2 separate regions of the Homo sapiens genome follow, and region 2 is linked to region 1. Evidence: chromatin loops called from intact Hi-C (ENCODE). Cell type or tissue: heart left ventricle. All regions are shown on one strand. Each heading gives the region's core, and the rest is flanking DNA. Links, peaks and the distances in the headings are about the cores only. Region 1 has its middle 210 kb from the start of INSC. Region 2 overlaps SOX6 (SRY-box transcription factor 6).

Region 1 (2,921 bases), core at 306-2,805:
CCCAGTTGTACTATTGGCTATACTATACTATACTATACTATACTATACTATACTATACTATACTATACTATACTACGCACTGGCTGTGTGACCATGGACAAGTCCCTATCCCTCTCTGGGCCTATTTTCCTCATCCACAAGGTTTGGACTAGGTGATTTCTTTCAGTGCTTGCCATTCCAGGATTCCATTCTTCTATCTCTTTGTCCATTAATTATTAAGAGAAAGAGTGATGGTTAGGAGCTGGCAAACATTGGGGTGTTTGGACATAGAAAGTGAGCACAGGGCAGTGTGAATCAGTGAGGAAACAGTTGGAGAGACAGATGACTAGGAACACAGGTTGGAATCAGGAAACAGGGGCTGTGAATGTCAGAATCATGAGCAGTAGTAAGAAACACAATTTTTACAGCTTCGTTCCATCACTTCATCTTCCAGCTTCTGACATGCTTCCCTGCTTCTGGCTCTAACCTGGCTGGAGTACCCCCAGAAACAACTGCTCAGAAGCCAGATAACCACAGTTTCTTCCCCTTCCATCTCAAGTGGGTCTAAGCCCTGGGCAGGCTTGAGGCAATCCCAGACTAGCAGGGTGTGGACCAGGGGACACTTGGGTAAGGACATGACTGCTCTTCTCCTCTGTGGGCTGAGAGCCTTATCACTCTGGACTAGAACTTGTTCACTTTTCTTGCCCTGGCCTCTCCTCAGGGCCTTTGTCCTACTTGGCAAAGAAAAGTCATAGAATCAGGGACCTAGGAGGACATGAGTGGTCACTGATTCTAGAAGACGGGGTGCTCCTTAAGGCAAGGGCCACACCTTGGTGCTTGCTGAATTCTCAGCCCCTAACAAGATACTGGTTCATAATAGGTGCTCAATCAAACCTCACTGAAGGAATAAATGATTGAATGATTGGCATCAATACATGCTCATTGAAGGAATGAATGAAAAATTGAATGATTGGAACTAATCATGTACAAATGACGAAGCTGAAGTCCAGGATGGCCAAGTGGCTACTGAAAAGAACACTGACTTTGGAGTCAGACAGAGCTGGGGTCATATCTTAGTGCCATTTCTTCTTGACTGTAGCTTTTTAAAATGAAGACAATATGTGCCCTGAAAAGAGCAGTTACGAAGATTAAAAAGATATTGCAGCTAAAGCGTCTAGAATGATGTGAGCACACAGTTTGCACCCAATATTTTTCAGCTCTAGCTCAAGGGTGTCCAGAGTATCAGTGGCAATTCTCTGACCTTTGGAAAGAACTAGGGGCATCATGTGAGGAACCCTTGTTTGAAAGGCTTTAAAGACCCTAGACAACCTAATCTGTGTAGGGCATCTTGGGATACAGCCTTCTTAGAGGGAGAAGGGGGATGGACCAAATGGCCTGGGACCCTTCCCAATCCGTTTTGGGTCTTGGAAACAAGGATGCACTTCTGATCCTGACCATGGGGTGGCACCAGCCCATCAGGTTAGGTAACTCACAGTGGCAGGCAAGGCCTCTTTGCTTCCCAGCAAGGGTGTTGGAAGAGGGTTGGGGTGGGGAATGAGCAGGAGTGGGGGTGGGGGAAGGAGCAGCCTAGAGAGTCCAGGTGTTTGTGCCTCTGTGTGCCAGTGTGTGTGTGCCTTTGTGCATGACTGGGTGGGGGTGGGCTGTAGAAGCATTATGAGGGTGTACGAGCATGTGTGTGAGTGTGTGTGTGTCTGCATGAGCACTAACGATTCAGAGAAAGGAGGCCTTTGTTTCACTCCTATTTATGTGCAGGGAAATCATTTGACGTAAATGAAATTGCTCTGCCCTAAGGATATTGTATATGGCTGTGGATGAAGTTAGGCTTGGGGACGTGGAATTTTCAAGATGTTAGAGGCACTAAAATTTGTTTAGTCAACCCCCCTCATTTTACTCATGGGATAAACCGAGGCTGGATGGGGGCTCTAACCAGGTATGCCATAGACCCTTGCTGGGCTGGGCCAGAGCTCTGGCTCCCTGACGCTGCCTACCAAGGTTTGAGTGTTTGAGCCTTGTGGCTTCCTCAGGACAAGGAGCTGGACCACCTGAATATGATGGGTGACCTCCAGGAAGCAAGCCCCGCAAGATGGGGCTGAGGACCCATTACTTAGTCTCACCTGCATTCAGTGGGCGCTTCTTGGCTTCTCCCTCTTGCACTTCACTCCTCACATCTTGATCCCAAAGCCAGCCCAGACAGGCCCTGTCATCCCCTAGGCAGAACCTCGAGGATAGCAGGCAGGTGACAGCCTGGGAGTAGAGTCCAGATCTCCTGTCTTCTACCCTGTGTTCTTTTCCTGCTGTCATTGCTTCCATCTTACCTTTGGGGAGGGGCTCTACCTGCCTCCTCAGTAACCAGGGGATCAGGCCTCAGGGGCACCAGGCCTCAACTCTGCCTTTTCAAGGAACTCAATGATGTCTCCATCCCTTTAATAAGGACCTTGAGCTATACCCAAGGCCTGATGATGGTCACAGAGATTTAGGCATGCAACTGGTATGCAGCTGGTAAAAATGATGGTGAGCCCCACCATTTGTTTGCGTTTACTCTGCTCTAAGGACTGGGCTGGGTTCTTTAGTTCTGGAGTCAGACTACCTGGGCTTGAAGTCTGCCTCCCTCACTGTCTAGCTCTGTGACCTACAGCCAAATTCCTAACCTCTCTGATTCCACATTTTAAAGTCAGAGATGTCATGTGTGCCTACCAGGGAGAGTTGTTGATAGGCTTAAATGAATTAACACACATAAAGTGCCTAACACTAATGTCTCAATACATGTTGTTACTGTTACACTTTAAATCTTACAACAACCCTGCCCCAAATGGGAGAGAGGATGCTCCCATATTATGAATGAGAAAACTGAGATCCAAGGAGTTGGTGTATTATATATGATTCAAAGTAACAGCTAGCAAATAGCGGGTATGATGCTAAAA
Region 2 (2,921 bases), core at 216-2,715, 640 kb after region 1:
CTCTAGATGTATCATGACTATTTGCCACCATCTTTGCTCTGAGGCTGTCATGTGGCTTTTTGCATCCTGGGGATTTTGCAATGAACTCCCTAGATGTGCCAGCTGGGACAAGGCAACTCAGTGTAAAGGTGCCAGCCCATGACAGCTTCACTGAGATTCCTGCATGGCCCACGAGCCTTGGGCTTCAGGTTTGGCCGCAGGACTCTCCTGCCTGGCAGTCACCACTGTTGAACCTTGCTGCTGAATGGAATTCAGGGGGAAATGCCACTGATGCAGACCCTACCACTTGTGAACTGAATTAGGGGAAAATTCTGGCAAAAGACTTGAGGTCACAGTGAACCTCAGGGGCATACCTGTTTAAGTGTAAGACTATATACCTATATCCCAATACACAGCCCTGCAGCCAGATACATACTCATGATTAAAAACAATAATAGGTTTTTAATAATATCTTGGTTTCAGAAATGCTTCCAGGCGTTCTGGGGACATAAAATCACTATGTACACAGGAGAAGGAGGTGAAAAGGACGGAAAAGTTCTTCGGGGAAGGAAGGTGAAAAACAAGAATTATTAAATTAATGCCACCAACAATTGAAAAAAAATAAATAGCAAGTGGACCCTTGACATTCTGGAATGAATAAATTATTTAAGATAAAATGTGTTAAGACTGAATGTCAGGGTTAAAGGCAAAGGGATAATGGATGTAGTGAGAGGTGGTCTCAGGCAGAGAAGACCACTCTGTCGATATCTGGTGTGGCGGTTGCTCTGGTGTGTGTATGTCATACCACATCACGCACTGATGGCACGTCAACAGGCAAACACAATTGGGTCCATGCACTGTGGCAACCTTGTTCATTCCTTACAATATCTTGTCTCCAGATTCCTGAGTACCTTACCATTTTCTGGAAAAAAAAATGTTGGTTTGCTATTTTATTTTAAGATGCCAAAGATTGTCTAAGACTTTGCAGTGTCTCCTTTAAGACTTTCAAAATATTAAGATTCAAAAGTTACGAAAAAGTTTGGCACATTCAAAGTTTAACTCTACAAATGGAAAATTGGAATTCCGAGGCCTTTTGAATATGCTCTACATGCAGCTGCACACGCCGTGGACTTGTTCTGTTTCACAATATGAAATCCTCAGTTGTTTTCTAAAATAATTCAGAATAAAAACACATTCACAACCTGTAGGCCGGCACAGCATACCTGAGTGAGAATGTTTAACCCCATCTAAAACAGTAACTTAAACCTTTATCAACATCCAAAAGAAAAAAAAAGTAAGACAAAAATATAAGACTTGTAAGACATCTACGGGTTGAGATAAGTTTCAAGTCCTGGTGTCTCATATTTAATATGTCTTCACCTAAATTAAAAAAACAACAACAACAACAATAACAATAACAACAAAAAACTCAAGTTCATGAAAAATCAGGGAAAACTTAATCTGTCTCACACTTTACGAAACAATTAAGACCATTCTGCTGATGTAATTGTGGAGCCACAAATGCATGCGGGCTCTTTAATAACTCTTTGTTGGGGAGGGGGGTGAAATGTCAGAGTACTTTAATTCAGCAAACAAAAACTCCTCAGTTGGCACTGACAGCCTCCGGGGCTTCATTTTCACTGCTATAGTCTGATTTGGGGTCATCTTCATAGTCATCATACATTTCCATTTCATCCTCTCCATTGATCATTTCATTTCCAGCTAGGCTTCCGCCATCTGTCTTCATACCATAAGTGCTCTGGATGACCGGGAGGCTGGGCTCCGGGCTGGCCGAGGTGCTAGAGCAGTCAGATGTCATCTGAGGCGATGGTGTGGTAGTTGCCATAGTGATAGCACCAGGATACACAACACCTGTTCCTGTGGTGATTGGAATCTGAGGCTGTTGCCTATATAGATTCAAGAAACAAAATCAGACAAGGGAGAAATATCTATATATGTGCTATGTACAGCATTGGAATTCACACCCTACACTTTCAAAAGGGAGCCCTAAATAAATGTTAAATAACATTCTAAGCAAATAAAATGTGACAAAGGTGTTCCCTGGAGGAGTACTGCAAATCTCCTTGATGCTATGTTAGGGGTTAAACAATATGATGGAGCAATTTACTGATGACTTTGCAACATAAAGGCAGGGTTCTTTTAACTTGGTAAATATGGCAAAGTTTGGATAACACCTGGCATTAGGAACAAATGATGTAGTGAATTCCACAATGTTACATGTGAAATAATTTTTGAAGATCTCCCAGCACATTTTGAAAATTAGACTAGTGGCATGAAACATATTATAATGACACTATTAAGCAGGTTTGTGTCTTCACCTTGGTTTGAGAAATGTATAAATCAAGATGAGAAGGGACCTAGCATGTCCCAAAGAGTGAGATTCAGCAAAGCATTTATTTGTTATTCATGTAAATGTCTACATATTTCCATGGCTGAACTTGTTAGGAATAATCCCTGTGGAAGGATCATCTTGGATGTCATTACTGCTGAGACCCTGGGCTGGAACTGGGGTTGGGATTAAGAGAGTTGGGAGTAAAGAGCAGTGAGACCTCTGCAACTCAACAGAGTAGAGTTGCAGAGTAGACACCAGATACGCTGCCTCACCCTAGATCCCAGAGGGTGGCAAGGCCTGGACACCAGTTCATTCCTCCATAATGTTACCCTAGTTTAAACAAACTTAACAGATCCTTTGTGGAGGTCAATCTCTTCCTCTGCAGGGAGACATGATTACTGTCTCTTAACTTCACTTAAGGCATTATAACTGGTACACAGGAATGAAACATCTACCTAACTCAGAGACTATGGCGAAAATATTATTTTCATATATGCAATATTCACCAAGAGTTTCTCAATCTTTAATGGATAGTAAATTATAGTTGAATTTGTTTCAAGTTGTCATTGTAACTATCCTTTTGGAGCCT

Evidence for each region. Hi-C counts contacts between places; a loop is a spot of excess contacts. Peaks named below come from ENCODE experiments on the same cell type or tissue, not always from the same donor. Only the 100,000 strongest peaks of a DNase experiment are listed, where the experiment ranks them.
Region 2: a loop joins it to region 1, with 3 times the contacts of the local background. A loop is called at or near these places in 4 of 110 quality-filtered maps.

The regions. Positions count from the first base shown.
Region 1 is chr11:15,326,451-15,329,371 of GRCh38, forward strand. No RefSeq gene overlaps it. Among named protein-coding and RNA genes, the nearest start is that of INSC, 210 kb to the left of the region's middle. In heart left ventricle, for the core only: a CTCF peak has its summit at 1,438; a DNase peak (open chromatin) is centred at 1,471.
Region 2 is chr11:15,971,227-15,974,147 of GRCh38, forward strand. SOX6 (SRY-box transcription factor 6) reads right to left here. Exons shown (of 16, transcript NM_001367873.1): 16 at 1-1,886. The coding sequence ends at 1,583. Among named protein-coding and RNA genes, the nearest start is that of MIR6073, 3.1 kb to the left of the region's middle. RefSeq lists a silencer at 2,843-2,921. In heart left ventricle, for the core only: no CTCF peak of the experiment used is centred there; a DNase peak (open chromatin) is centred at 1,765.